2 separate regions of the Mus musculus genome follow, and region 2 is linked to region 1. A link is a loop called in an ENCODE intact Hi-C map of the cell type or tissue named here. Cell type or tissue: heart. All regions are shown on one strand. Links, peaks and the distances in the headings refer to the core of each region. The heading gives the core; the rest is flanking DNA. Region 1 has its middle 28 kb from the start of Rhoj. Region 2 overlaps Gm40447.

Region 1 (16,247 bases), core at 4,592-12,591:
TTCCTTTAATGTTTAGGCGAGTTTCTACTCTTCATTCTGTTCCCAGTTGCTCCCATCTTTAATTTTCTAGGGTAGATGAGACTATGTTAACTTTTGACTTAAGGCTTTCATTTGACCTTGTGCGTGTCTGTACCAACCCAGTGAACAGTTCAATTCAATGCAACTTTTTCCTTTATTAAACTCTACCTGGAAAAAATGACAGCCTGTCTATTGTTCTGCAGGCACACCCTGAAGCAGGAAATGTGTTGTTTTGATTTTTGGAAAGTCAAAACCAAGACAGAGGCTTTGGGGGAAGGGATGGAGGAGAGAGGGGGGCAGGAAGAGATAGAGGGAGGGAGGAAGGGAGGAAAAGAAGAAGAGAGAAAGAGAAATGAGAGAAGGGGAAGATACAGACACAGACACAGACACACAGATGCACAGACGCACAGACGCACACACACACACACACACACACACACACAGAGAGAGAGAGAGAGAGAGAGAGAGAGAGAGAGAGAGAGAGAGAGAGAGAATTGTCCAATAAAAAAGTCATGACTCGGGAGTTGACCCAAGATGCTTCCTTCTTCCTGTTTGGCTTAGAGTGTTACTGGAACCCTGGTGCTTTGTTATGAGGGAAAGAATGAGAGGCACATAATCGTCACCCATGATGGCAACAGGTCTTTGTTCTCTAAAACTGGGCAAAGGAGATAAAACAAGCATTGTGTGGCAGGCAGGAATCGTCTCAAAGGTATTCACATCCCAATCCCCTGAATCTGTGACTATGCCACTAGACAGGTCAACAAAGAGATTTTTTAAAAAAATGTTTTTATTAGCTTACATTAATTGTATATAATAATAGATTTCATTATGACATTTTCACAGATGTATTTGATCACATTTGCATCCCCCTCTGTTATATTCTTCAAAAGAAATAGAATAATATTTATTATTTATATTTATAATTATAACGTAAGTATGTAGTATAAATTAATTGTAAATATAATTATGTTAATTTCTATTTATTATTACTGCATGTGTGTCTCTGTGTGTGTATGTATAGGTGTTCCTGTACCACAGTGTTTGTGTGCAGGTCAGAGAACGCTCTCATCATTCTCTGCTTCTGCTTTGAGTCAGGGTCTTTCTTGCACGTTTTCTGTCGCAAGACTGACTGGCCCACAAGCTTCAGTGGGGATTCTGCTGCCTCCACCTTTCACCTTGCCTTACAAAAGCTGTGATTACAGACACAAGCACTCCATCTGGGTTTTCATGTAAGGCGCAAACTCAGGTGATACAATCTGTCTGGGAGTGGAGGGTGAGGCATGACAGTGTGTGTGTGTGTTATATGCATGTTCATGTGTACACATATAGATGTGAGTATGCATGTCTACATATGCACATGCATGTAGAGTCAGTGTCATGTGTAGTTCTCCCCTTAATTTTTGAGGCAGGGTCTCTTACTGAACCAGTTTGACTTGACTGGTTGGTTAGCAAGTCCCCAGCATCCTTCTGTCTGCACTCCACCAGCACTAGGAGTACAGACTGTTGATCGGAAGAGAAGAGATCAGGGCCCACTCATGCTGTGTGTTGCTGGTGCTGGGCCCTCAATTCTCACCAGAGCCCCTGCCATGCTCTTGTCTCTGTCTGTCTGTCTGTTCATGGTATTAATAAATCTTGTGGCTCAAGGAACAGTCTGTGCCTTCGTGTCCTTTGTAGTATTTGAAACCTTTCAAGTTTCTGTAATGAGCATGTATAATCTAGAAGATGTGAATATTATTTAAAAAGTTACCAGACCTGAGTCCTCCCAGTGCAAAGGTTTCCGATCTCTATGTATGTATGCATGCATGTGTTTGTTTGCTTGTTTATGTTTTCTTTGAGACAGGGTTTCTCTGTGTAGCCCTGGCTGTCCTGTAACTCGCATTATTGACCAGACTGATCTCAAACTCACAGATCTGCCAGCCTCTGCCTCCCGAGTGCTGGGATTATGGGCATGCGCCATCATTGCCTGGCATTGCTCTCCTTGTTGAAAAGGAGCTTTATATGGCCCTTCCTTCGTTTTCCATCCCCTGGTTCCACTGAGAGAAAAGGCCCTGCTCTCAAAAACATTTTTTTTCCGGTCCCACCTGTTTATCATTACTGTTTCCCCCATTGCCTGATGGGGGAGGTTAACGTCTCTAAACCATAGCAGGGTGACCAGCCAAGCCTGGTTGCTGCATGGCCACACCTCAATCTCTGTGACCATGCGGAGCTGAGAGACAATGCCAACACCATCCTGCCCTCACCAGAATCTTTCTCTGACCCCTCTGGGGTCCACCTTGAGTGACAGGCCAGGGTGGCAGAGGAAGGCTGAGGTCAGATGCTGCTCAGCTGTGCTTCTGCCAAGTGTGACTTGGAAGTGCAGCCCTGCAGCTGGAGATCGAGCCAAGCAGCCAGCCACATCCACAGCCACTGATTCTCCAAGGGGCCCAAAGTCATGGAGCCAGATGCTGTTTCCAGAACAAAAGTGCTGTGCAGAACTTGGCCTCCCAGTGATGCATCTGTCCAACTTATCTTCCACTTTGTCACAGATAATAAAATTCTGTGAGGAGTGGCTGGAGAAAACAGATCGGGGACCTATCTTGACTTTGAAAAGTCATGATATAGCAATGTTTTTTTTGCCAAAACATTTATTCTGGAGTTTCTCAGATTTCTTACTTCCAATTCACATTGTACTGAACTTTGGGGAGGAAAAGAAGTCTGGTGTTGAGCTGTTAGGGCGGGCTCTGCTTGATTCTGCTTCTGATGTCCCACAGAGCTTGAACAGGAGGCTTTGTTTTGCTTGAGAAAAAGTGAAAATCCTTCCCACAGCTTTCCACAGTGAAACTTCTTTCGTTACTCAGTTGAGCTTTCCAGATCGCCTGGGTATGGTTTACAGGTTCGGAACATCCAGGTATGTCCAAGATGAGGAGAATTGAGTGTGTAATCAGAAACATTTAGGAACAGAAACATTCCTTCCTGGAGAAAAGACAGAGGTTTTCCAGCAGACACAGGAAGTAAATGGAACTTACAAGCCTTAGGAAGCTTTTGGAAGTTTCTAAGAGACACAGGAACCCTCACCCAGGTTACATAAAACTAGTAAGTAGTTACTAGGGAGGGGAGACTTTCCCATGAGAGCCTGATACGCTGTCTGTCTGCAGGTTGCATAGGGAGGCTAATGAAAGCAGGTTTCACAAACTGTCAGCCATGCTGAGGTGGCTTTTAAGTTGCCTGGGAGAGATCCAGACAGTTTGCTTGTTTACTAAGTTAGACTTGGGTGGAATAATTTTTTGTGGTGTGTTGTCCATTCCCTTTCTAGAGTGAACAGATGCTTGTTTATGTCTCTGGAAAGGTCTTAGAACACATGGGATGTCATACCTGAGTTTCTGTGTATTGGGTAGTGCCTGGTGGAGGTCTCTGCCCTACTTGGAAGGACATCCTTTTTTAAATAACACAAATTATTAAGAGATGACACAAGATTGAAGGAAGGTAGCTGAGACAAAATAAATTTCTGTTTGGAAGAGGTTTTTTGTTTTTGTTTTTGTTTTTGTTTTTTTGTTTTTTTGTTTTTGTTTTTTTGTTTTGTTTTGTTTTGTTTTGTTTTGTTTTGTTTTGGAAAGCTACAGCATGAGGGCCAGAGGCAGCCATGATAGGCCCTGAAAGTAGAGCCTTCAAGTCCTTTCCATTTCAAGGAGTGGGGCGGGGGGGGGGGGTGCGCTTTGTTGCCCTTGAGGGTTTTCAGTTGTAGAGAAGGGCAGGTTCCATGTTACCTGGCCTAGCCTATGTGCTAAAAGTAAGAAAGGTACTGATAAGGACTGGCTATAGCTAAAGGCTACCATGAATCTCGATGAAGTGAGTGGGGGATGCAGGCTGTAGCTACAAATGGGCAGGGGAAGACAGGCTGCAGGAGACATGGCCTGGCTTGTGGGAAGAGGAGGAGGGTCTGTAACCTAATACTGGCTACTTGTCACCTCCTGTGCCTGCAGGATATTCTGTACCTGCATGGGGTAGGGCACCTTTTACTGGAGAGCAAAAGTGTTGCATGGATTCTGCCTGACTCCGTTTTAGTTCTTGTGACCTGGAATCACTGTCTTCTCAGATGTTGGGCCCCACATTGTAAGTCACATCCATTCTGACTGTAAACAAACAGCTGGCAGGACTCTGCCCCAGGCTCAGAGCACCAGGCCTGATGCTGGATTGTATCTCCATTTGGACCAAGAGGTTTTGTCCCGAGGTCTAGGCCTTCCACACGGACTCACATAACAAATATGTGTCATGTTTCCTTGGCTAGATTGAGATCTACTTTGCCTATATCATAAGCTGGGACATGTCTCAGTCTGCCCCTGGGAATGCTGGGGACTCCAGTATGTTCCTATTCTATGAACCTGCTGGTGTGTTTTTTTTTTTTCCTGAAGGTTCCTTTCTACTTGGCTCTTTTACTGTGTTGCCTGCCCCAGTGTGCTGAGTTCCTGAAGCTGATGACTTACCCGGACCACTTCCATTCTTTGTTCTCTTAAATCCTCTGACACTCTATTCTGACTCTCTGGCTGAACTTCTAGGGGCCTGTCCATTGGGCGGGTCTGAATCTACATTTGGTTGCTTCTGGGTCATTTTGTTCTGCTGTAAGGAAGAAGAACACACATGTCTGTATTCCAAGATGTAACAGTTTTCTCCTGGAAGGGCTGGCCTATGTGAACAACCCTTCATGCCACAGTGGAAACTGTCTTAGAAGTGTCTCCTTATGACATGAGTCGTGTCTGAAACTCTGCTGAAGCTCTGCCCAATTCATGAGTCCTCTGCGGGAATGGAGACAGAGGCCAGTCAGCAGAGAGTATATTTGGCCATTAATGGCCACCCTCCTGTCTACAGGAATTAGGGCAAGTAGCAGCTTTAAGAGGCTTAGGGAAAGCAAAAACTCCCAGAGACTCATTCAATTCTCTCTCTTTCCCCTGCCTGGTTTCGGGTTGGCAGCTCATGTATGGTTAGTCTTTGCTGTGGTTGGGTATATCATAGGCTCTGAGAAAAATGCTAGACAAAACCTTGTTCTTTGGGATCTGTGCAGATAGAGTGGGATTTGTTTATTATTTGACATGAGCAGAAAAGCTGCAATGATACTATTGAATAGGTTACAATATTTTTAAAAAAGGATAAAATATGGCTAGTGGTAGAAGTGAGTCTGGCACCAAGCTGGGTGAAAGGATGTAGGTCACTTGGCAAGTCTAGTTAGGGTTGATTCTAACTGACATAAAGCTTTGAGAGTAACGCCCACATCCTGACCTTATGTAAACACTCCCCAGTCTGGGACAGTCTGGGTGCCTCACTTCCTCTGTGCTTTAGAACACAGAGGGGAGGTGTCCAGAGAAAGAACTCAAACTGGGTGATGGACAGCCTGCTAGATGAGAAGGAAAGACCTGCTGCTGAGTTTTCTGAAGTACTAGGGGTTCTCGGTGGAGGTTAACCCTAGAGATGGTGATCCAGACTGATTGGAATGTGGCTTTGATGCCAGCCAGGGCTATGTTCTCTCAAGCTCTGGTTCAGCCAGTTACTAGTTGTACACGTGTACACACTTATCCTAAGTGTCACTTTCTTCATTTGTGCCTTGCTGTGACAATGCCACATATTCTGTAGGCCAGCAAGAGGAGTGCAGACCATGTAAAATTGCATGGGAAGCTATTATAAAACTCCTAGCAGAAGAGAAGAATAAATAGTGTCCATGTGTTTAATTAGAGGATTTCCCTGTTTTCCATAACAACTTGGTATTTTTTTTAACCAGTACTTTCTCCAAAGATGTCAAAATACTTTTATTTTTGAACTTTCTGTTATAAATAAGAATGAAATACTAACACATGTATCTCATTTACTTCATAGTAAAATAGAGGCCAAACCTACTCTATCTTGGGACCACCCTCCATCTTAAAAGAAAAAGAGCCTGAGAATTTGACCTGCAGCTGAACCCAAGCTGCACCCAAGTACCAGGAAGGACCCCATAGCTTGTCCTTGGCCCATACCCCAGAGTTACTCCCTAGCTACTTCATAGCAACAGTCAATCAAATATTAGTCTAATTGTTTCAGATGTACTTCCAGACCATTTGTGAATGTTCATGGTTTTGCTTCAAAGCACCCACCTGTTGGCTTAAACCCCCATTGCTTGCTTGCTATTCCTATAAAACCTTATCCTGATGAGGGCTGAGGGCTGCTCCACTTTACAGTCCTGCTATGTCGGGGTTGGTGGAGAGCCCAAGTTCAAGCTTGTAACAAAGAGACCCTAATGCGATTACATTGGAATCGGCTCCTTGGTGGTCTTTTGGGGTTCACAAACGTTTCCTGGCTCAACAATATCATGCAACAAATGGATGGGGTAGTATATGCACTCACACGGAAGATATCATACTTCAGGATTGCATTATTCATAAGATCTTGGTACCCTGCAGGGTGGTCTGGAAGGGAACCAGGTTCAAAGTTGTGTGGTATTTGTCCTGTTCATGTCTTTATGTAATTAAAGGTCTAACCTCATTTTGAGGATGAAACATCTAAATTTTGAACTCCCATTATTAAAAGCTCTCCTAGCCTCTGACTTAATAATCCCTGACTTATTCTATAGCAAGAAGAGGGGGGGGGGGATCAACATTGTACAAGCATTGTGATACAGAATAGATGTAGCCTAGGGCATGTGCTTGAACCTGTCACCAATGTTAGGAGATTAAATGAAGGCATGCTGCTTCCCCAGGCTTCAGTGCCCCATCCTTCGGCCAAAGGGCAGGGATTAGGTTGTGCCTAACATCTCCACTCTAAATCCTTTATGTGCCATGAAGCTTTCGTGAAGATCAAAATAAGAGCTAAGTAGACGATTTCTTCTCCAGATGCCAACTAAGTTAATTAGGATGACTTAGAATAATCAAGATGAGTAGTTTCCCTTTGGATCTATTTGCATCCTCCCAGGATTGAATACCAGGAGAACCACCTACTGGAAATGAATAGGGAAGCAACTAAAAACTGCACCTCCCCTGCAAGGTTAGAAAGGAAGCTCTGGGGAGGAGGGACTAGCAGGGCTTGCCACTGCACAGACCCACTCAGTATTTCCATCTAGACTGCACTTCATTTATTCTCTCATTGGCCTCCATGTTTTCCCATTCCTAATCCCATAGACCACAATTATACTTTCATTCACACACACACACACACACACACACACACACACACACAAATGAAGATGATATGCTGGAATATTCTAGGGCAGTAAAGGTAATTGCATTTATAAAATGCAATTACAACTCTTCTCAGTTTTCCTTTCTGCCAGTGTGGATGAGCCAGAAAGTGGGAATAAAGAAGTTTCCAATAAAGAATTCACAAATCTGGGTGTGCCTGAGTTTTTAGATGAGAAATGAGGAGATAGAAGTTTATCACTTTATTTAATGTAAATATTAAAACTAAGGGACACATGAAGTCCAAGGAAGAGATGCAACAGAAGCAGAGTGCTGGAGTGTGCTCTGGCTGAAAGCTGGGAGATGAAGAAGCCGAGGGATTTAGTTTTCTTGAATGTAAGGACTTTCTGGCTGGAGGAATAGATTTCTCTTTATTATCTGTGTGAATAATGAAGTCTCAGGATGTGCTGGGAGTGTGTTGGCTCTTGTTTTCAAATTTCATTCTTAAAGTTTTATTCCTTTAGATTCTGAAGACCCTCTTTCCTGAGGCTCCAAGTAAACACACAGCTACTTATGGGTGATGCAACTTGGTCCTTTACAGTTTTTAAGCTCAGGGTGGTATCTGAAGATGGTACAGTGAATAGAAGAGAAGATGAAGGGGCACAATCTCTATAGCCCAGATGTAGTCCAGGCTGTGTTTCCTGGGACTGTTTGAAAGACTGAAGGCTCAGAGACATGCCGTAAGACCTGTTAGTTCAAGTGCTGAGGTTATACTGACCAGAAGATCATACAACTCACTCTTGGAAAGGAGATTCCACGGAAAAGAGGAGCGACCCACATGTATGGAGTAGCTGCCATCACTGCTCATGGACGTGCCTTGTGTTCACCACTGAATCCATTAGAGAATTGTTAGTCATGAAGTCAGGGCACTCATGTTTTTGTTGCAGGGGTCACTGGGTGTCTTTCTCCACCTAGTGGCCATTGGGTTCCAACCTCAGAGCTAAAACCATACTGCTTATTACTGTAAGAAAACAAGCATGCTTCTGGTGTTTTAAGAGGCCCTCAAGTCCTAGACTGAACGGCACATCCGAGCACATTTGGGAAAGCCATCCCGCATCTCAGTAATTAGGCTGCCTTGCAACAGTTCCATTGTTCGGTGGGGAAAGGAGATTTGGGAATGCTTGTGATCAGGGAACACACACAGATGGAGTGGGGGCATGGATACTTCTGTACATGCCAGGTTCATATCATAACCTCACTTCTCAAAACACAAAATACAAGGAAAGAGTCAGAGTTTTTGTGATTATTAGCTTTACAGAATGCTCCACCGTCTCTGTGATGCTCTGGGCACATAAGGCGTTTAGTAGAATCTCATGTTGAGCTATATTAGTGCCTTGATTTTTATACATTGCTATGACTGTTTCTAGTTTCCAGATAACTTTAAATTGCATTTAAAAAATTCCTGGAATCCATATCCCATTAATTTCATCTTTAAAATGTGTTTAACGAACATTTTTCAAGTTGTTTTTCTGTTGTTCTCGGCAGCATTTGACAGTGTTGAATACTCCCTCTTATAGACTAACCTTCTCCTCTGGTTTCCATGACACCACCATCTCCTGCTGCCTCCTCCTTCCCTGGTAAGATTGTACTTTTCTGCTTCCCAGAACATTATCTTTTACAGTTACTAAGCACTATTGATATCCAAGGCTTACTCTTTGTATGTGAGTCCGTGCTGTATATGTGTGCAATATATGTGCACCATGCTCATTCAAAGTATTGATTGATGGGGGAGGGCCCAGCCCATTGCGGGTGAGGCCATCCCTGGGCTGGTAGTCCTGAGTTCTGTACGAAAGCAAGCTAAGCAATCCAGGGGATGCAAGCTAGTAAGTGATATCCCTCCATGGCCTCTGCATCAGCCCCTGCTTCCTGACCTGTTTGAGTTCCAGTGCTGACTTCCTTTGGTGATGAACAACAATGTGGAAGTGTAAGCTGAATAAATCCTTTCCTCCCCAACTTGCTTCTTGGTCATAATGTTTATGCAGGAATAGAAATCCTGACTAAGATACTGTTCATCTTGTCTGTCTCAAGGATCACATGTCAACATATGAATATGAATGTAGAAAGAGCATGTCTAACTTATACTTTCCTGAGTTGTACATCAAAGCCTGAGCTAGGAGTGGAACTTTGTGCCTAGTCTCCTTTCTCCATGCTAGGACTTTGTCTAGTTTGAATCTGTGCAGTCCTGTGTGAGCTCTCACTCTTTCTGTGAATTGATATGTGTATCAGTACTGTAGTGTCTAGAAGATGCTGTTTCACACTTGGAGTTATCCTCCAGTTCTGGCTCTTACAGTCTTTCTACCCCCTCTTCCACAACTGGATGTCTGTCTACATCTTTTCCTTCCTCTCAAGGCCTTGAGAAGAAAGATGTGTATAGACATTCCAGTTATAGCTGATCACTCCAAAGTCTCTGATTCTGTGCAAGCCAGTTATGGGTTTCGGTGTTAATGAAATTTAAACTTAAAAAATACATTTTAATGTTACAATATAATTACATTGTTTCACCCCCTGTTTTCTTTCCCCCTCTAATATCATGCACCCCCTTTCACCTTTCTCCCTCTCAAAATCATGGCCTCTTTTTCTTTAGTTGATGTGTGTGTGTGTGTGTGTGTGTGTGTGTGTGTGTGTGTGTGTGTTAAAAGAGCCTGCTTGGTCTGATTAGTGTTACTTGTATGTATTTGATTTCAGGGATGACCATTTTGTATTGGATAACCAATTAGGGGACTCATCCCCCCAGGGAAGACTACTTCTCCCACTTTCAGAAGTCCTTAATTGCTCGTAGTTTTTTATTTACAGGTGAGGCTCAGTGAAACTCCTCCTTTCCATGTTAGCAGACCTATTAGTGTTGTATTTCTTCAAGTCTCATTGGCACACAATTGCTGTTGGGAGAAGGAAAGTCAGTTTTTTTTTTCAGTGGTGGGATACTTGGCATATTGACCATACTCTGGGGAAAGTCTCATGCCCAATAGTAGTTGACCAATATAAGCTGGCTCAATGGGTTTAAAAAAGAATCTATCTATCTATCTATCTATCTATCTATCTATCTATCAGCCATTAAGTTGGATGGTTAGGGAGATGAGAAGGATCTGTGGCGAGTTTAAGGGGGGAATGAATATGATCAAAATACATTGTATAAAATTCTCAAAGAATAAATAAAAACATCATTAAAAAATTCCAGCCTGCCTGTTGAATATTTGTGTTATGGCGCTCTATAATAGACTCTTGCACAATAATTTTGGAGTCTTGTGCTTTTTTTTGCAGTGTGTATGTGTCAGTGCTACTCAAGACCTAGCAGATGAGTGGAGTTTGCCTAGCTCATACCACAGTGCTGATTCTGATACTACTACTACTAATTAAAATGTATTAATCAGCTGCCTTTCCTCACATCCTGTGCTCAGGGCTTCACACACCACTTCAGATAACTGAGTCCATGCCAGTATGCCCAGCTCTACTCTGCTTGGTGCATTAGCCATGGTGAAAAGCTCCAAGCTTACTGTCACTGATCACCTTCAAGGACATGTCTCAGTTTTTCTGCCTTGAAGATTCCTGGGAAGTTGGGAAGGTACTTAGGCACCACGAAGTCTATTGTTAAAGGTGGGAGCTAAAATTGCTAGGAGTGGACACTCTGACTTCCCATGTCAGAAGATACAACCTCAAGGGACATTCTACAAGCTTTCTCAGAAATTGCTTTGAGCAACTGAGCCACTGTGACCCAGAGTATTTACTGGCCCAAACATGGTATTGTTCAAAAGTCATCAGTGTGGTATTTCTCCCTGACTCCATTGCTCTCCCACCTGAACCAGCTCCCTGAACCCAAGTCTAGACTCAAACTCTGCTCTTGGGAGAACTCAGACTGAGACACACTGCATCATCCTCACCACACTGCCTCTTGTGAGACAATGCTGTAGTGCATTCTTCTTCATAATGAGGAAACAGTCACAGGGAAGTCTAGCTGGTCTTTGCTACTTTGTGGGTTCTATTGTTCCCCATCCCTTATCACCGCACCCAGACCAGTTTCACCTGCTAACACTAGATAGGAGAGAAACAAGGATGGAGGAGAGAGAGGAATTAGGAAAATCCCCAAATCTAAGTTCTCTCTTTTTGTTTATTCTTTGATATAGTGACTAACAAACCACAACCGATCCCTCTGAACAACCAACTACCACCTATATACCCTCTGAAAAGTTCCCAGAATTCCAAACCTCACACAATCACAGAAAGTATCTACAACTGGCAAAACCACACCTCTGCTAGAGCACAAGGCAAATCATAGTCAGCTGCTGCAGATGGTCCCAAGTAGCCTCATATCCTGGGACTGCTCATACCCACACCTGGGATTAAGACAAAAACACATTCTTACTATATTTCCGTGTTTTCTAAAGAACCCAAAATTCCAGAACTTTCACTACGGGGAAGTTTATGGAATGCACACAGGGCTATTTACACTACTAGCTGAAGGGCTGGAATTCAAGCGCAGACTTTTGACTCTGTATTCTCAGCTAATACAGCAATCTGTGGAGTACATTACTGACTGAATGTGATAGTCTTGTAGTGTCTCTTTATGTTTAGTGATTATGATTATGTATATAAGATCTATGTGTGTATGCATATACACATGTGTGCATGTGTGTCATGATGTATGTGTGGACATCAGAGAGCACTATTCAGAGGTTAGCTCTCACTTTCTATCATGTGAGTTCCAGGTATTGAACTCATGTCATTAGCCTTTGGTTGCAAGTGTTTTGTACCTGCTGAGCCATCTCCCTGTTCCATATTATCTCTTCTTTGTCAAAAGATTATTTTATTTGTATTCAGTGTGATGATGAGACTTTTCATCACAGTGTTGGTCTGATGTTCAGTGGAGTTGAAAGGTTGATAGCATTATGTACATCTAAAAAGGGAACAAGGGGGCATGCTTTTGAAAAGTGTTAAGAAATATTAATGACTCACAAGGGAAACACACATGATCTCTAAAACCTTCTGACCATGGTCCACTGCTTTTAATCTTGGGTTTCCTCACGACTCTATTTGCATTAAAAACAGAACATATTGGTAAAATGTGTATTCATTTTTGCTCTTAAGAGGTATCTTTAAAGTGAAACAGAACGTGGGCTGAAGTGATAACCTGGTCATTAAAGTGCCGTGCAAATGTGAGGGTCTGAGCTTGTGTCCAGAGGTAGAAAGAGCCAAGAGCAGTAGACCAAATCTGTAATGCCAGGGTTCCTATGGTGAGATGGGAGATGGAGACAGTAGAGTCCCAGACGCCGAATTCCTGCCAGCCTGGCATACACAGGAAGGAAGAAGGAGACCTTGTCTTAGCCCAGTTGCAGACGTGAACTGGGATTACATTTGTTCTTTATCTTTCACATGTACAGTATGTCATGTATGTACCCACACTCATATATGTGAATGTGCACTACGGAAACATGCAGGTGCACACATGATGCACATACACAGAACAAAGATAAAATAAAGACAGAAGAAGAAATAAAAGTGGCTTTTCACTTAGCTCTGAAGTGACAGGCAGAGTTTGACACCACTGTGAAAGTAAAGACAGCTCTGGAAGGAGAAACCTCTGAGCTGTTCTGGTCTCACCTCTTGGCAGCTTCTGTGTTTTCCAGTGACCTTGCAGATCAGTTATCACTGTGCTAATGGGAAGCCAAATGGCCGTGAAAGATACCGTAAGCACTATCTTGTGCTAACTAAAACATCACCATCTGGGTTCTGGATAGCTAGCTTGCTTTCTTTCTTTCTTTCTTTCTTTCTTTCTTTCTTTCTTTCTTTCTTTCTTTCTTTCTTTCTATCTTTCTCTCTCTCTCTTTCTTTCTTCTTTTAAAAACTTTTCTTCCCTCCTTTTCAGTCCCCTCTCCCTTCAAATGAAAGGGTCTTGCTCAATATCCCCAGCATGGTCTCAAACTGAGAATTCTTACCCCCCCATCGCTGGGATAACAGGCAAAGTGGAATTATTTGTATGTTCTAGAAGCTGGGAAGTCCTAGATGAAGGTGTAGGGCCATTAGGCAGGACACTTGGTGTAGGGATAATCTCTGTTGTACTGTGTGGAAGCAACATCTGCCAATAAAAAGCCAATGGCTTATAGGGAAGGGCAGAATACCAGGTGAGACTTAGGACGTCAGATGCATGAAACTAAGGAGAGGCAACTAGCCATGTGGTGAACACTGAATAGTCTAAATGGGCTAATATAAGTTACAGACTAGTCACAGAACAAGCTTAGCTTTTGGCCTAGGCATTTATTCATAAATAGTAATTATTTATCACCGAGTCATTATTTGGGAATTGGTGTGCGGTGGAAAAGCCTGGGGTTACACTTGGCTTTTGTTTTTCTTTTCTTGTTTGTTTCTTGAGATAGAGTCCCACTATTTAGCATCTAGGCTGGGCTAGAACTCAAAATCTTCTTGCCTTTGCCTCCCAAATGCTGTTGTTACAGGCATCTACCACCACATTTGACTCTGGGTAGCTTTTAAACAACGTAAGTGGATTTCTTTATCATTCTGTTCTAGAAGCTGAAGGTGCAGGCAGATCAGACAGGGAACCACTGCATCTTGTTGTATCCCCACATGCAAAGCAGAGCAGCCAGCTCTCTCTGGGGCCTTTCTTAGGAGGGCACTGATTCTGTTCATTGCCTTCTACCCTCAGGAATAAGCACCTTACAAAGGCTTCGCCTCCTCACGGCATCCCATTAGGGATCATACTGCAACGCACCAGTATTGGGGGCAGTGCACACATACAAAGGCGGAGCTGCTTTGACTTGCGTGACCCCCCAACCATACTGTGCTGCTTGAGAAATGGAGCGAATGCATGGGTAAGTGCCAGGGTCTCACAGGTCTACATTTATAGAAAACATTCCGAATGCATGGCTCAGCGGGTGTGATGGCGGGCAAGGCACGGGACCTTCCCAGGACCATCTAGATAGGTCTGGATTGGATGTGGCTGGTGACCTCTTTTAGAATTCTACCTTCAAATCTCCTTTGGCAATATTCCCAGGGGCAATCACAGATGCTACCTCTAATATAATCGGAAAATTATTCTAATTATACTGCCTACCACGGCTAGATCACCACAGCGAAAGGCATACATTTGCATTGCTCTTTTACCAAAAGGAATGATTCAGGGTGCCATTTTTATAGTAGGTCTTGACCCTCAGGCTAAATGGGGCTTGCTGCTTGTTTTTGAACAATTGGTGAAATAAAGTGGTGTTTTATTTATTTTTATTTTTACATTGTTAAATAATGAGAGAAGATCACTTCAGAGTCTGTGGCTGTGGTCTTCAATGTCTGTATTCTGTCGTGAGACTTAGTTCTCACAGTGATAGTTTTAATAGGCAGTGCCCTTGGGAAGTGGTTAGACCATGTATATGGAGCCCTTGCAAGTAGGATTAGTGTTCTTATAAAAGAGGCCCAGGCTGTGCCTTTGCCATGCAAGGACACACGATGTATTACATACGAGGAATTGATGCTCCCTGGACACTGAGTTAGCTTCTGCCTTCATCTCAGGCTTTCTGCCTTCCAGACTGTGAGCAGTGCAGGTTTGTTACTTGTAAACTAGTCAGTTGGAAGTATTTGGTTGCAGCAGCTGACTAGTCTAAAATGGGAGTGAGGAGTGTATAGTATTTAAGCTTTAGTGCACAAGTAAAGGTTTGTTGGAACACAGCCCTGCCCATCCATTCATATGTGGTTTCCTTTGTTTTTGTGTGAAGGCTGCATTGAAATACTCCTGAGAGACCAAGATCCTATATAGCTCTCAAGGGTTAAAATACTTACTCTCTGCTGTTATGGCAGGCAAGCACAGGGAGTAGTTTAGTCAGTTGGGACTTGGGGTTTTACTGCTGTGAACAGACACCATGACCAAGGCAACTCTTATAAGGACATTTAGTTGGGGCTGGCTTACAGGTTCAGAGGTTCAGCTCATTATCACTAAGGCAGGAGCAAGGCAGCATCCAGGCAGGCATGGTGCAGGGGGGGCGGGGCGGTGTCTGACAGTTCTACATCTTCATCTGAAAGATGCTAGGAAAAAACTGGCTTCCAGGCAGCTGGGATGAGGAGGGTCTTAAAGCCCACATCCACAGTGACACACCTACTCCAACAAGGCCACACCTCGTAATAGTACCACTCCCTGGGCCAAGCATATCAGGACTGAACATGGTTTTGATACCTACCCATTTCTAATAATGCATTTGGTGGCCTAGGAACTGTTTTCATGCCCCCTCCCAACTGCCATGTATCTCTCTTGGAACAATGTGCTTAGCAACCTCAACCCCCAGCCTTCTCTGAAATAAAACATTTTCTCTGCTTCTAGTCATGATAAAATGGTCTTGGACAGTTTCCACTCAAGCGTTGTTCCAGTGTATCCAGTGTGAAGAATGAATGAAAGGTTTAGGTTGCATAAATAATGAAGCAAAATTATGTCTTCAATTGAACTTTTAGGGGAAAATCCCCTATTTAATATATTATGCATATGCACGACTGGGTGTTAGTAAGGTTAAAACAAGCTGCACTATGAGGCAGGATTACACAGTTCGCAAAGAGCTACATAATTAAAGACTGTCAATCAAAATAGAGCCATACCCAAACTGTGGCCCTTAGCAACAAATGTCTCCTTCTCTTGACCTCCATAAAAAGAAGTCCTAAACAATACTCAAGCTCTAGCAAATCTTTCTTCATTCCATCCACTGCTCTCTTTTAGAGTATTTCCTTCTATCTCTATTTGATTTTCAGTGAAGTTTCCTTACTACTTTGCAAAGCTGTGTGAGCCTTTATTTTTTGGTTCGTTCACTAAGAGACCAAGAAGTTGGGAGACAATGGCTCCTTGACCAACTCATACCAGGACTTTGTGGAGGAACTTGGTTGACCTCTCCTAACGGGCATTCCATGCTATTTGATGCTGAAGGTGATATTTGGACCATTGACTTATATCTTTGTTTTATTAAAAAAATCATTACATTACGCTGTGAATGCAAATACATATATATCTAAATACTAACATGCATACATGTTTTGTTTATGTATCTTATAGTTTCTCCTTCATGTTCAAGACAATGT
Region 2 (16,247 bases), core at 2,794-10,793, 490 kb before region 1:
TTCTGGTGTGTCTGAAGACAGCAACAGTATACTCATACACATAAAGTAAATAAATAAAAAATTTTACAAATGTGTATGAGCCGGGCGTGGTGGCGCACGCCTGTGATCCCAGCATTTGAAGGCAGAGGCAGGCAGATTTCTGAGTTCGAGGCCAGCCTAGTCTACAAAGTGAGTTCCAGGACAGCCAGAGCTATACAAAGAAGCCCTGCCTCAAAAAAAAGAAAAGAAAAGAAAAGAAAAGAAAAGAAAAGAAAAGAAAAGAAAAGAAAAGAAAAGAAGAGAAGAGAAAAGAAAAGAAAACCAGAAAAACAAAACAAAACAAAAATGTGTATGAAGCAAAACAACAACAACAAAACAGACTTGAAAGAAGCTTAATCCTACAATAATCACTAATGTGTTTTGTTTTTCACAGTCTTGCATGTGGCAGAGAGACACCAACTACTTAAGAATGTTGCCCATCACGTCTCTGACTTTTGGCTAAGATCAAGTATAAAATTCTGCCTTCGAGGAAATAATAAGGTACTTTATTCTGAGGTAAATGAGTGACATCTGCCCTGAAACAGACTCAAGTTTTCGTGGATAACATGTCCCATCATTAAAGAGGTTCTACACACTTTTATAGCCAAAGTCCTAAGCCGAAATCCTTGATAAACACCTTCCTGGGAACTTAGATAACAAAGCTCTGCTGAGGGAGAGGCACTACCTCATCCAGCCCTTATCTCAGATCATTCAGAGACCTGATTAGCAATGCAAGCAAGAGATGTTTGCCTACTATGGAGACGGGGTGTTAGGTGACATCCAGAGCTTGAAAGCAAGCAGATATGCCTCACCTGTGATCCCAGACTTTAGGAGGCCAGGTTGGAAGATCAGGATTTCAAGGTTATCTTCAGTGACCCTAGGCTACTGTAGCCCCTCTTAAAAACCAAAACAAACAAAAAATTGTTTTCTCAGTAAAAAACAACTTTGCTTCACACTGGCTCTTCCTAAAATTCTTTTCTTCTGGTGTTCGAATCTCAGCTTCCCTGTGAAATACTCACCAGGAGGCTGCAGCTCTGCCCTGGGCTCGCTCTCCTGCTGCCGGGGGACAAATGAGGGATGTTGTCTGTCTGTCTATCTGTCTGTCTGTTTGCATTAATACACAATTTTACTATTTTTTAATTGTAAAAGCACACTTGCATGCTAATAAGATACATGTGCTTATAGCACAGTATCCAAAGACATTAACGTTTTCAGGTGGTTTTTGTTTGTTTCTTTTTTGAGACATAGTCTCACCATATGGCCCTGACTGGCTTAGAACTTAGTTATGTAGACTAAGTTGACCTTGAATTCATAGAGTGCCTCCTGCTTCTGCTTCCGGGTGCTGGGATTAAAGACAAGATCCATTCATCACACAGAGCAGTTATGTTAACTTGATACTTAAATGAGAGATGACAATGGTAGAAGCCATTATAATTAAACTACTACATTTCTATAACAGAATGTGTGTGTGTGTGTGTGTGTGTGTGTGTGTGTGTGTGTGTGTACTGCAATCCATAACAGACAGTAGTCTTGAATTTGAGCTAAGGATCTCAGACTGTGTTCGGTTGTGTTGTATGGTTGTGTACTGGCTGGTTTTGTGTCAACTTGACACAGCTGGAGATATCACAGAGAAAGGAGCTTCAGTTGGGAAAGTGCCTCCATGAGATCCAGCTGTAAGGCATTTTCTCATTTGGTGATCAAGGAGGGAGGTCCCCTTGTGGGTGGGACCATCCTTGGGCTAGGACAGATGTGATGGCTCATGCAGTGTGAAGTCTAAACGTTTTGTGTTTAGAAGCCAGGCTGCAGAGAAGCCACACAATACAACATAGTGGGGATTTGTGGTGGGGGCTTGCTGAAAACACCTTAGATTCATTACACGTTCTACTTGGAGTTACTTTTAGTCATCATGCTTTCAGAAATCTTTTATTCTTGCTTGATCTTTTTTTTTTGTCATTGTTTTGATTTGCTTTGTTTAAGACAGGGTCTCTGTGTATCCCTGGCTGTCCTGTAGACCAGGCTGGCCTCGAACTCACAGAGATCCACCTGTCTCTGCTTCCCAAGTGCTGAGATTCAAGGCGAGCATTACCACTGCCCAGCATCTTGCCCAGTCCTTACAGAGCCCCCATGGGAACCCCACTTTCTGCCTCTGCTTCCTGAATGTTGGGATCAAAGGCGTGCACCACCATGCTGGCTCAGTGAAGGAACCTTTCATTCCTTTGTGGAAATCTTGGCTTAAATTTCTTCTTAGACTGAACCAACCATTGAGATGGCTCGGCTGGTTAAGATGCCCAATGGCCTGAGTTTTTCATTTGAACCCACGTGGTGGAGAAGTGAGAGAATCAATTTCTACAAGTTGTCCTCTGACTTCCACAAGTGTACACACATGTATCCATGTGAACACACACAGACACACACATACACACAGAGTAAAAAAAAAATGTGTCTCTAGGGGATTTTTCTCCTTTTAAAATTAAGTTTACTTTTAATTAAGATATAGTTATATTATCTCCCCAGTCACTTTTATTCATATTCCCCCTGGCACTCTCTGAAATTCATGGACTCTTTTTCTTTAATTATTATTGTTATACACACACATACATACACATAAAAATAAATATGTAAAAAAAACCCACTGAGTCCATTTCATATTATCTGAATATATGTATGTTTCTAGGGTTAACCACTTGATATTAGCTAATCAGTTAGGGGCCTCATCCCTGAGAAAGATGGACTCTCCCTCTCTCAGCAGTAAATTGCCTGTACCTCTTCACTTAGGAGTGGTTTTACACACACACACACACACACACACACACTCTGTTCATGCTGAAATGTCAACTGGTGTTATCATTCAGGTTTTGTTTAGGCATCCGTATTGTTGAGATTTCCTGGGTGCAGTAGTTCCCCTGAAGACACAGCCAAGAAGCTGATTTCCTAGTCCCCTCTGGCTTTTACAATCTTTCTACCCTCTCTTCCTCTATGTTCTATGAGCTTCAGGGTTTGGGGTTGTGTTATAGTTATATTCATTGGGGCTGGGCATCACATGATCCATGGTTCTCTGCATTCTGTGAACTCGTGCCTTTCTGCAATGGTCTCATCTGCTGTAAAAAGCAGCTTTCCTTGATGACTGTTGAAAGCTGCACCTTTCTGTGGGTATAAGGATAGATACTTACAGCTAGGAGCTACACTGGCTTAAGGAAGTAACAGTGATAGGTTCTCCTGTACCATTCATGACTTCAGTAACCATGAGTTGTTGACTACAAAATAATTTTTTTTATTTTTCTAGGTTTTATCACTGATATTTAGCTATTGTGAATTTTTTCTTTCTTTTTTAATGAAATATTTGTAAACTTTTATTTATTCTTTGAAATTTTTAGACATGCAAACAACATATGATCACATCCATCACTCAGCACCCCAGCTCCTCTAGAATTCCTATCACATCTGTGGTGGTTTGAATATGCTTGGCCCACTATTAGGAGGTATAGCCTTGTTGGAGTGGGTGTGGCCTTGTTGGAGGAAGTGTGTCACTGTGGAGGTGGTAGAAGAGAAAGGACTCTTGCAAACTGCCCTCTGATACATATATGTGCTGCGCCACATATGTCCCTCTCATCCACAATTGCAGACAACACAAACAATAATAAAAACTATGGCCTAAAGAAGGCTAAATATACATTCAATTACAGAAATCGAAGGAGGTGGTAGGCGCGAGTGTTTGTAGGTCTTCCTCACCAACACCATGCTTCCAGTTAGTATATGACACGTAGTCCTCAATGAAGCAATATGAAGAAGTAGGCATATTTAAAAAAATAAAACCCAGAGATTTCTTTATTTTTATTTGTTATGTATTTGTGGAGAGCCGTGCCGCGAGCAATCACCATTATAAGATGGCGCTGGCCTCCGCTGTGCCTAACTAGTAAACAAGCCTTGTACGCAGGTGCGAGAGTGAACTCACTCCACTAGTCACTCCCATTCTCGGGGTGTAATAGTGGGGTGATGGGCGAGCAACGAATCAGGAGCTGTCACGCCATATCAGGTGCTGAAACGTCACGCTGTGGGCTATAAAAGCGGCGCCATTTTCCCAGTTCGGGGTCTTCCTGAAGAAGTAAGCAATAAAGCTTTTGCCGCAGAAGATTCCAGTTTGTTGTGTCTTTCTTGCCGGTCGAGTGGGACGCAATATGTATTTGCGGGTGCTTGCACATATGTATGTGCTCCGTGTACATGTCTACCCATGGAGGTCAGAGAAAGGTGTTTGATCCCCTGGAACTGGAGTTGCAGGCACTGTGTAGCAACCATGGTGTGGGTGCTGAGAACTGAACCCAGTTCCTCTGCCAGAGCAGCCGGCGCTTGAAACCTCTGAGCATCTCTCCAGGCTCCAAGAGCTAAGAAGTTTGAAACAGGAGTCGTGATGATGGGGCTCTCATGACTTAGAATAATGGTGTTATTAATGTTCGTGGTGCTGGGGACCAACCCAGGGACATGAGCAAGCTAGCAAGCCAGTATCACTGAACTGATACTGTCCCACTGTCCCAGATTAGTATGCTTGGAAAAGAGACCCAGGGGAGGGCAAGTGTCCCTTCCAGCACATGAGGACACAGATGACATTTTCAGTTAAGCAAAGACTCATGAAGACACTGAATTTCTTGATACTTTGATCTTAAACTTCCTGCTCTGCAAAACTATGAGAAATCAACTTCAATTTGTAAGTTATTTAGGCTAAAGTATTTTTAAGTCGCTTCATCTCATTTATTTTACTCATGTATTTACACATGGCATACTTGTGGGAAGTCTCAGGACACCTTGGCAGGGGTTGATTCTCTCTTTCTACCATCTCGATCTGTTACTCACTGAGCCACGATGTCACCAGCCTCCGTGGGACAGTGTGTTCTTAATCTGCATGATGCCTGGGTTTGAGCCCTAACACTGAGAAGTAAAATGCATATATGCATTGTGCTGATTAGAATGTGTGCAGGGGCTGGAGAGCTGGCTCATGGGTAAGAGTACTTACTGCTCTGGCAGAGGCCCCCATCCTGGGGCTCCAGTGCGGCCTTCTGACCTCTGAGGAATCCTGCATGCAGGTGGTGCTCAACAATTCACACAGACACAGACAAAGCCATAATTATTTTCACCTGTTTATCAGAGACCAGCCAAGTTTAACATCAAGTGCAATTACAGGAGCAACATTGGGTGACTTCCTGGCGCTTCTCCGGGATGACGTCAGGGTAGCGCTCTCACAGAAGAAACAGAACACTCACAAACCAATCTGTACTTTGGAGGTTGAGAAGCCGAGGGACTTAAAACCATCAAAACAGCACAGCTGTGCAGCAGTTAGAGGCCTCCGCAGGGAAGGGTGCCTGCTGCCACGCCTGATGACCTGAGTTCCAGCCCCAGGACCCACACAGAGGAAGGAGAAAAGAGTCACTCACTCACACACACACACACACACACACACACACACACACACACACACACACAAAGTGTATTAAAAACTTTGGAGGGAAAAATCTGTGAAAACCTTTGAGGTGTTTATTCTGTAGAAAAGACATCTGAAGTTCTGGGGGGGGGGGGAGGAAAGGGAGCTGCGTGATATATGAGTGTCAAGGGTGCAAAATTTGAGCCGAATGAACAATACCAAAGCAGCAAGGCAGATTCCTGCATAAGTTGAGTTTTAGGACTGAACAAGGAAGTGTTCTCTGAAAGAACAATAAGTGCTGTTAGCCGCCGCCGAGTCATCTCTCTAGTCCCACTGAGATGTTTTATTTTGTTTGGCTGGTTTTATACACACACACACACACACACACACACACACACACACACACACACACGGCAGGTTTATTGGGAAGGTTTTTCCTCTGGAAAAGCAGAAAATGCTCTTAACTGCTGACCCTTCTTTCTAGACTCCTGAGTTAACTCTTTTCAAAATGTTTTTCTTTTTCTTTTTGTGAATTAACTCTTAAGGGAGGAGACTATGATATTCAATGGTCTAACTCAAATTCACAGATCCAGATGTGAGTCACCATACCTGGTTACTCCATTGTTTTGACCAGGAGGAAACGGCTTTAGACTTTCGCGTAATGGGTTTCAACAGAGCTCCAGTAGCTGTCCTCAGATGCCTCCAAGACTACCGTAACTTTTCCCTTCAAGATCTAAAATCCTCTAGGAGATGAGCTGAATCGAGGGAGAAATAAATACAACCCATTGCTATCATGAAAATCCAGAAATCCAACTCCAAAGTTGCTCACTAGAAGGAATGAGTGTCTGAACAGGACTTCCGGTCACTTCCTCATGCAGAGCCTGCAGGCAGCGCTTTTGGAAAGAGATAAGAAACCAGAGCTTCCTTCTGTCCTTCCTGCCTGGAAAACCAGGGCTCCTTCCTGCTTCTGGCTAAAAATGGGCCTGTTCACCCTAGGAGTCCTGACCTTAAACTGCCTAGTCAACTCTAATTGCCAGTCCTTATCACTAGTGATAATGAAACTAACAGCCCACTACTTACTGAAGATTTATGCATACCAAGCTCTAGTCTAAATTCTTTGCATGAATTAACTCCTTGTATCCTCAAAATACTCCTAGGAAAAAAAGTAAGCGAACAATAGGCAGATCTTGGGCTAGGAGTAAGTCTGATAGACCTCTTGCCTCTGGGGTCACTCCCCACAAAACAGGCAGATTTATATATATATATATAGTAGGTGGTTCTGGGATTCAAACTTAGGTCATCAGTCTTTTACTATTTGACCCATCTTGCCAGCCCTACATTAGCTACTTGAGCTTAACTCTCTTTCTCTGTCTGTCTTACTCTGTCTCTCTCTGTCCCTCTGTGTGCACATGTGCATGTGTACATGTGCTCTTCTCTGCATGCACAAGTAGAAATCAAAGGTCATTGTTGAATGTTTTCCTTAGTCACTCTCCACGCTACAATAAATGTATTTATTTATTTTGTTTTATGTATATGGGTGTTTTGCCTGCATGTATGTCTACATCCTATTTATGCAGTATCTGAGGAAGCCACAGAAGGTATAGGATCTTCTGGGACTACAATTAGCAGAGGACTGATGACCTGTAAAAATCTGAGATGTGAAAAGATAATTGAACAGATATGCTCTAATATATGGCACACACACATACAAACAAGCAAAATGTACACATGTGCATATACATATACATGCATATGTACATGTATATATGCATGTATTTCTATGTGCACATAGAAATGCATCTAGTTGCTGAGCAGTAGAGGTGCATGCCAGTAACCCCAGCACTAGGGAGGCAGAGGCAGGTAGATAGATCTCTGTGAGTTCAAGGCCAACCTAGTCTGTGGAGAGCCTTGAGCAATTGCCATCATGAGCCTCCGCTGTGCCTAGCTGGTAAACAAGTAATGTGCGCAGGTGCAAGAGTAAATTCATGCCAAGTCACTGCCCATCCCGGGGCGTAGTAGTGGGATGATGAGTGAGCAGCTAGTCAGGAGCTGACACGTCACATGGAGGGGTATATAAGCAGCATCATTTTCTTTGTTCGGGGTTGTTGTTCTTCTTTCGCCTATGCAATCAATGCTCTCCCAATAAACGTGTGCAGAAGGATCCTGTTGCAGCGTCGTTCTTCCTGGCCAGTTGAGCGCGCGCAAGACTAGTCTACAGGGTAAGTTATAGAACAGTCAAATGTCTCAAAGAACCAATATGTTATGGTGGCATGAGTACTCATGTGCCTTAGTTTGTTTTTTGGTGTTGTGATAAACACCATGACCCAAATAACATAGGAATAGAAGGGTTTATTTCATCTTAGAACTCCAGATCATAATCTATCATTGAGGGAAGTCAGGGCGGGAACTTGGAACAGAGACCATAAAGGAATGCTGTATACTGGCTTGCTAAGCCTATTTCTTATACAACCCAGGAGTGGCATTGCCCATATTGGTCTGTACTCCACCCCCACCCCCATCAATCATTAATTAAGACATGCCAATAGGCCAATCTGCTGGAGGCAACCTCACCTGAGATTCTCTTTCCAAGTGACAGTAGTTTGTGTCAAATTAACAAAAACTAACCAGCCCAATATGTAGGGACACACATGTATGTATTGTCCTTACATACATTCTTGGGGCCACTTCTAGGAATTTGGCAGGAATTTGACATTAGGCCAGAACAAGGAAGTCGGCTCAAGATGAATACAGGAATGTGCTCTTTGTATCTTGATGGGTCTTGTGACCCTGAATACAGTAATCATGGGATCTTTGTTTATGCTTTGTCTGTTCCTTAACTACTCTGATTATGCCTTAGGACTGACCTGGTTCTTTGTATGTACCTAGAATGATATAAAAGCAGAATGGAAGAAAATAAACCCGCTTCAGCCTCAGCACTGGGGGGAGTCAGGTTACAGCGCTGTCTAATTGTCTTTTTCTTCTCAGTCCTCGCTCCCTCCCTTGACACCCTGTTGAATGACCCTGGCTTGGTCAATGTATAAATATGTGTGCAATACACATACATACTTACTTTTTATCAAAAAAGAGAGAAATGTGCATTTCTTCTTCACACACACAGAAAGAGAGAGAGAGAGAGATAGGAGAGAGAGAGAGATTCGAATTAGAATGGCGGTCCCTAGTTGGTGGGATGGTTTGTCACACATTAGGATGTATGACTTTGTTGAAGCTAGTGTGTCACTGAGGGTGGGCTTTGAGGTCATATGCCAAAGCCATTTCCAGACAGCTCTCTGTTTCCTATTCCATTGTCATGCTCCCCACCACGATGGTTATAGACTAACTTTTAAATCTCTCAGCCCCAATATCTTCTTGGTTCTATAAGTTGCCTTAGTCATGGTGTCTCTTCACAGCAACAGAAAGGTAGCTTAGACACAGATATACAGACACACATACACACACACTAAATGAGAGACTAGAGCCAGATGTAGTGTTATGTTTGTGACCCTAGAACTTGGAACGCTGAGCTCAAAACCAACCCGAGATAAGGAGTTTCAGTCTAACCTAAGCTACAGAAGACACTGACTCAGAAACAAACAATACACAAACAAACTAGCAAACAACAGAGAAAGGGGTAGGGGAGGAACCTGGAGAGATGTTTCAGTGGCTAAGAGCATGCAGAGGACTCAGGTTCACTTTCCAGCAACCACATGGAAGTTCACAACTCCAGTATCAGGGCATTGGACACCCTCTTCTGGCCTTCCTTGGGCACTGTCATATACGTGGTGTGCATACTACATGTAGACCAACATGCATACACAATTCTTTAAGAACAGAAGGAAGGAGGATGGTGGTGGTGCACGCCTTTAATCCCAGCACTTGGGAGGCAGAGGCAGGTGGATTTCTGAGTTCGAGGCCAGCCTGGTCTGCAAAGTGAGTTCCAGGACAGCCAGGACTATATAGAGAAACCCTGTCTCGAAAAACTAACTAACTAACTAACTAACTAAATAAATAAATAAATAAAAAAGAACAGAAGGAAGGAAGTCTGCAGAAGTGGCTCCATTAGCAGAGTGCTAGCACAAAGCCTAAGGTGCCTTCTGTTTTCAGCACATACACAACTAAATACGGTAACCCACACCTTTAGTACCAGCACTAGAAAAACGGAGGCAAGGAGGTAAGGCTATGAGCTATGTATCATGTTTGAGGCCAGCCTGAGCTACATGGGACCCTGCCTCAGAAAATGTCAAAGATATCAAAATGTCTTTTCAAAGATGACAGTATTTTATACATGGAGAAAAACTGACTTTTTGATGGAAAATTCTGGTGGCCCCCACAGTCAGCCAATGATTATCTTGAACATTAGTCACACCAGGACAATCAGACAAGGTGTTCCTTCTGTTGTAATACTCTAGGAATGATGCAGGGTTGCTTAAACACATAAACCAAGTCTAATTATACGGAACATCAGCCAAACCCAAATTGAATGTCGTTCTATAAAATCCCTGACCATGTTTTCATCTGAGGAACTTTATCAGGTAACAGGTGACGGCTACACTATCACGGCCACACATGACACCCAGTTTTGAGTTGGCTCTGGATACGGACAAAGAGAGAGCTGGGAAGAACAGCTTATGAAACTTGAATAGACTTTGAATTAGACATTAAAGGATTAAAATAAAAAAAAATAATTTAGGTCACTGTATGGACTGTGTAAGAGAATGCCCTGTTTTTGGCAATATACACGAAAGTATGTGACATCAAAAGGAATAGTTGTCTTCTAAGCCTCCTAAGAACTCCGTTTAAAAGGTTCAGGAAAAAAAATGTATGTGCACACCCACAAAGAACAAATGGGTGGTTCTACCAGGGAGAGAATTGTACTTGACTTGAGTAATTTATGAGTCTGATGGATATGTGGAAATTCCTCAGACTAATTAGCAGGGGATTGTAAATTTTAATAGGTCAAAATAAATCCTTAAAATGCTGATCATGATATATATGTTCATGTGCCAGGGCCTGTGTGCATATATCTGCATTCATGTATATGTGTGTGATACATGTGTGTACTCACTAACTGTGTGGAAGTTTATTTTATTGGTGAGTGCAAAAAAAGGCAACAAGCTTTAATACTAAGTTTGGAATGTTGTGGTGATATGGTGGCATCTACACTCTCAATACTGGGGAGCCTGAGGAAGGAGGATGGTCAAGAAGTTGAGGCTGGCCTAATCTACATAATGAATTCTGGGCTAACCAGAGCCACAGCAAGAATTTTTATTTTAAAACAATGTTACAAGATATTTGATTATTGTACGTAGAAAACCTAATTGTTAGCAAACTATACAAGCTTAAATAGATATTTGTCAGCTGCAGATAGGGGTGTGGCTCTAAAAGCCTCCATAGATAAGAATGCTGAAGACTGGAAAGTGCCTGCATGTTTTCAGGTAAGTTGCTTGGGAGAGGTCTTGTGGTCTTTGCTCTAATGACCCAAGGGCCATCAGCTGGATGGCCTTGAGCTGCCCCACAGTGAAATGGTTCAACTCCTACTGATATGGCTTGGATCCCTCCCCTCCCCCCATGATGGTGACATGGTTCAGCCTGCCGAAGCATAGCAGTCAGGCCTTTGATAGAGCTCTCTCTCTCTCTCTCTCTCTCTCTCTCTCTCTCTCTCTCTCTCTCTCTCTCTCTCTCTCTCTCTCTCTCTCTGCTTGGAAGAGCCTTTATGGAAGGAGCTCTGGGTAAGAGATAGGGATTTCCTCTTTGGGCTTGCCGGAACAGCAGAGAAGCAGCTGGCAGGACACAGGTAAAACAGGATTCTAGGAAAGAGAGCTAAGGAGCCCTCTTGGGTTTGGAGAGCTCAAGAGAAAGATAGGCTAGCTCAGTAGTATGACACAGAAAGAGATTTCTCAAGAGCTGGCAGTTTAGCTGTAGGGTCAGGCTTGTAAATAAATTCTTCGTATGTAGTTAAGAAAATAAAGATAACCTCGCTCAGCTAGCAGGTTTTTACCTCAGTTTATGCCCCAGCCCTACCTCTTTAGAGGTAAAATATAAGTTAAATAGATAAATATTACAAAACAACTACACAAAGATAAACAAAAAGTCCCTTCTATCTTATTTAGGGTTTCTGTTGCTGTGGGAGACACCATGACCTCAGCAATTCTTATAAGGAAAAGTGTTTCGTTAGGCCTGGCTTACACTTCAGAGGTTCAGTCCATTATTGGTCATAGCAGGAAGCCTAGCAGCCTGCAGGCAGACATGGTTCTGGAGAGGCCGCTGAGAGGTCTACATCCGGATCTACAGACAGTAGGAAGCAACTGAGACACATAGACCCTGGTTTGAGGGTCTGAAACCTCAAGACCCACCCCAGTGACATACTTCCCCCAGCAATGCCACACCCACTCCAACAAGGCCACACCTCCTAACAGTGCCAGTCCCTAGGAACCCATGAGGGCTATTTTTTAGTCAAACCACCACAGTTCTCAAAAAATAAAAAAAAAAAAAGTAGAAAAAAGTTTGAAATAGGATTTGTTTGTTTGTTTGTTTGTTTGAGACGGGATTTCACTTTATAGCTTAGTCTGCCCTTGAACTCCTTTAAACCAAGTGCCGGGATTGCAGGCAAGCATCAAGGCACAGGGCTGAGATACTGAGATATTGATGTATACCCAGGGTGCCTCCACCTCTTGGCAATTCTCCTGCCTCAGTCTTTCAAGTGCTGAGATTTCAGGCTTGCAACACCCTGCCCTGTTTGGTTATCTATGTATTCTGAAGTTAATAGTGTCATTGTTTTTCAATTGCCTTATTTTTCATTTAATTCCAAACCCTTTGACAACTGCTTAAATCTACCATCAGAAGCTTTGTGCCTACGTACAGCCTGGGCTGCAGTCCTGTCCTCCGGGAGGTGACAGCAACACCTGATCATAAATTCAAGACCAGCTCTACAGGAGAGCTTATCCAAGGAAAACAATAATCAAATAAACGAGAGATTGAGGGCTGGACAGCAGCTCCATGGTATTTGCCTAGCACATGCCACAGAGGGAGAGAAAGAGAGAACAGAAGCAAGGGGGAAGGGGAGAGGAAGGAAGAAGGGAAAGTTTCAATTTTGGAGTCATGAGAAAGGGAACTGCAAGAAGAAACTGCCTGTCTCATAAACAGAGGCTCCGCCAGAGAGCCCCGAGCTCCAGGGGATGCCAGTTGACACTTTGCAGAGGCGGCTGGCTTTGTGCAAGAAGAATTGCCACAATTTTCCAAGCTCCGTAGAGAACATAATAACTTTATTGTACCTCTTGTTTATCTCCTAATGGGAACTTCATTCTCACTGGGCCCACTTCAAACCCTGGTGTCTAGACAGAGAAGAAAATTCCATCTAGAGAGATAGAACGGAGAGAGGGGGAGAGCTTTCATAGCTACCCCAGACCTGGAGATCATAGTCACTGGAAAGAAAGAAAGGATATATTTCCTTAGTCACTCAGCTGTGTTTATCTTCTCTCTCTCTCTCTCTCTCTCTCTCTCTCTCTATATATATATATATATATATATATATATATATATATACATATATATATATATATATCTTTCTCTATCTCTCTCTCTTTCTCCCTCTCTCTCCCACCACTTTTACGTGGGCTCTGGAGATGAGACTCAGGTCACCATCTCAACAGTCTTCCCCTGACCTCTGTTGAGACAGTCTTACTTTCACAGACAGGACAGAGAGTGAACTTCCTCAGGTCTCCACTTCTCTTGCACCAGGATCCACCACACCCAGTCTTATCACGTGCTAGGAATCAAACCCAGAGCCTTGTGTACGCTAGGCAAGCACTCTACCAACAGGGCTACAATCCCAGCCCTTCTTTGTCGCTAACTACTGTGGGAATTCTGTGGGTTCTGATTCGTGAAGGGCCCCACAGGCTCCTTTCCAGCCTAGCTCTGTTAGGGCCCTTCGGGTTTCACTGGATCTGCCTTAGTGTTTTGGGTTGGGGCTCTGGATTGTCTCAACTTGACAACGTACAAACTGGCACCTGCTGCCCCTCTCGGAAGCAGCTTCAAGAGCTAGCTCCTTTTCCATCTTTGGCCAAACTGATCTCCTGGTTTCAAAAGCCTCTCCATAAACACATCTGTGGGCCTTTTTCCCTCAGGGCTTCCCAGGCAGAGCTGCTTTCCCGCTGAGACTAGCTGTACAGAAAAAGTCCCCTCAGACTCTTTATTCACTTAGGATCCTTGCGAGCCATTGGACTTGACTTCACAGGCATTTCACAGGCTCCGTGCTTCTCTTCAGTTATTGGCATCTGGGAGTTTTCTGGTGGAATCTCTAAAGAGCCAAGAAAACTATCTTTAGCTGGTAGATAAGTAGGCTTAAATTTTTAGAAACAAAAATAAATTCAATTTTACTGCCATGTTATAGTATTTAAGATCTTTTACATTTATTTTTTTTTTTTATTCCAGGGGGGAGGGGACACGTGTCATGGCACACGTGTGGAGGTCAAAGAATATTCTTGCAGGGATAGGCTCTCTCCTTCTGTCACATGGGTCCCAGGGATCAAACTCAGGTTGCCAGGCTTGGCAGAAAGCATTTTTACCTGTTAATCCTGTGAGTCTCAACGCTCCTAATGCTACAACCCTTTAATAAAGTTCCTCATAGTTGTGGTGACCCCTGACCATAAAGTTATTTGCATTGCTACTTCATAATTTTGAATATCTGGTATTTCTTTTCTTTTTTTTAAGATTAATTTATTTATTATATGTAAGTACACTGTAGCTGTCTTCAGACACTCTAGAAGAGGGCGTCAGATCTTGTTATGGATGGTTGTGAGCCACCATAATGGTTGCTGGGATTTGAACTCAGGACCTTCGAAAGAGCAGTCGGTGCTCTTAACCACTGAGCCATCTCACCAGCCCATATCTGGTATTTCTGATAGTCTTAGGGGACCCCTGTGACAGGGTTGTTTGACCCCTGAAGGGGTGGAGACCCAGAGGTTGAGAACCACCTGGGCAGTGGTAGCACATGCCTTTAATCCCAACACCTGGGAGGCAGAGGCAGGTGGATCTCAGCCTGATCTACAAAGTGACTGCCAGGGCTACACAGCTACACAGCGGAATTCCTGTTTTGAAAAAAAAAAAAAAGGAAAAAGAAAGAAAGATTTAACTTCAGAGCTGGGGAGACGATTCAGTGTGGGCAAAGTGCTTGATATGCAAGCATGAGGAACTGAGTTCGGATCCCCAGAGCCCATGTAAGAGCCAGGCTCCTAGTTAAGCAGCTGTAACTCTAGCACACAGAGAGGGGGCAGTTAGGTCCTTGTTGCCTGAGCTGATGGCCATGGAAGCAGGGCATGACTAAGGCTGACCTGGGTAAGGCTGACCCAGATAGAGAAGGGCAAAAAAAAAAAATGCAGTAGTGTATAGGAAAGTTGACAACAGTTTGAGAGCTGGGTAGCTATTGGTGTAATCCTTCAGTAAAGGCTCTTTGTATGCAAATCAGTGAGGCCCAGGGTTTGGCAGTAAAGGATGCTGCAGTCTTGCAGAGAGCTACCTGGCAAGAATACCTTTACCTTGCATAACCACATCTCAGCACTGTGCTAAGGGTGCTAATTAATACTAATGTAATTGGAATTGTGTATACGGGTTATATATCAATATGCATGCAACCCATGAATGATACTACTGCCCTTAGCTAACCATAGTGGTTGCATGCCTTTAGTCCCAGCACTTGAGAGTCAGAGGCAGGTGGATCTCTGGGAGTTTGAAGTCAGCCTGGTCTACAAAGTGAGTTCCAGGACAGCCAAGGCTCCACAGGGAAATACTGTCTCAAAAATCAAACCAGAACAAAAAGTTTACTCCATTGAGTGAGAAACAAAGAACAAATTAACAAACCAACCCAGTAACTGTGCAAGAGCGGGATTATTATGAATGTAGATACAACCATTGTGGGCACCAGCATGGTTTTTGTTTGTTTGTTTGGTTGGTTGGTTGGTTTTTCGAGACAGGGTTTCTCTGTATAGCCCTGGCTGTCCTGGAACTCACTTTGTAGACCAGGCTGGCCTCGAACTCAGAAATCCGCCTGCCTCTGCCTCCCGAGTACTGGGATTAAAGGCGTGTGCCACCACGTCCGGCTACCAGCATGGTTTTTATTTGGTTGATTGGTTTTGGGTTTATAGTTTTGTTGTTGTTGTTGTTTTGGGGGTGGGGTGGGGGTGAAAAAGGACCTCTTGTCCTAGATCTTAGGGAAGGAAACTCAGTATTTCGCTAATAATGGGAGGTTATCTTCAAGCCCTTCATAACAGTTCCTCTTTTTCCAGCGTCTTAATGCAGCAGAAATTTAGACCACTAACTTATATATGTACTATATTTTGAGACAGAGCTCACTATGAAACCTGAGCTGACCAGGAACTTCCTATGTACATAAGGCTGGCCTTAAATGCACAGAGATCCATCTGCCTCTGCCTTCTGAGTGCTGAGATTAAAGGTGTATACTACCACACCTAACCTGGCTGGCTTCCTTCCTCCCTTCCTTCCTTCCTTTCTTTTCTCTCTTTCTTCCTGTCTGTCTGAGAGAGTGGGTTGATGGGGACAGACTTGGTGGCAAACACTTTTGATTACAGCACTTGGAAGCTTGGGAGGCAGAGGCAGGCAGATCTCTGTAAGCTCAGGACCAGCTCTGTCTGCATAGTAAGACTCTGTCTCAGAAAGAAAGAAAGAAAGAAAGAAAGAAAGAAAGAAAGAAAGAAAGAAAGAAAGAAAGAAAGAAAAGAGAAGAAAAGAAAAGAGAGAGAGAGAGAGAAAGAGAGAGAGAGAGAGAAAGAAAGGTTGGTTGATTAAATGAAGCTGTGTGACAAGTATA

The links. A loop is a pair of places that touch in the nucleus more often than their neighbours do. Peaks named below come from ENCODE experiments on the same cell type or tissue, not always from the same donor. Only the 100,000 strongest peaks of a DNase experiment are listed, where the experiment ranks them.
Region 2: it touches region 1 in a loop (2.2-fold over the local background); 2 of 42 quality-filtered maps call a loop at or near these places.

Annotation. Positions count from the first base shown.
Region 1 is chr12:75,272,519-75,288,765 of GRCm38, reverse strand. No RefSeq gene overlaps it. Among named protein-coding and RNA genes, the nearest start is that of Rhoj, 28 kb to the left of the region's middle. In heart, for the core only: a CTCF peak has its summit at 8,106 (motif pointing left); a DNase peak (open chromatin) is centred at 5,295; H3K27me3 peaks cover 1,563 bases.
Region 2 is chr12:75,756,077-75,772,323 of GRCm38, reverse strand. Gm40447 reads left to right here. Exons shown (of 7, transcript XM_011244246.1): 3 at 413-519. Among named protein-coding and RNA genes, the nearest start is that of Sgpp1, 28 kb to the right of the region's middle. In heart, for the core only: no CTCF peak of the experiment used is centred there; DNase peaks (open chromatin) are centred at 5,243 and 6,363; H3K27ac peaks cover 1,524 bases.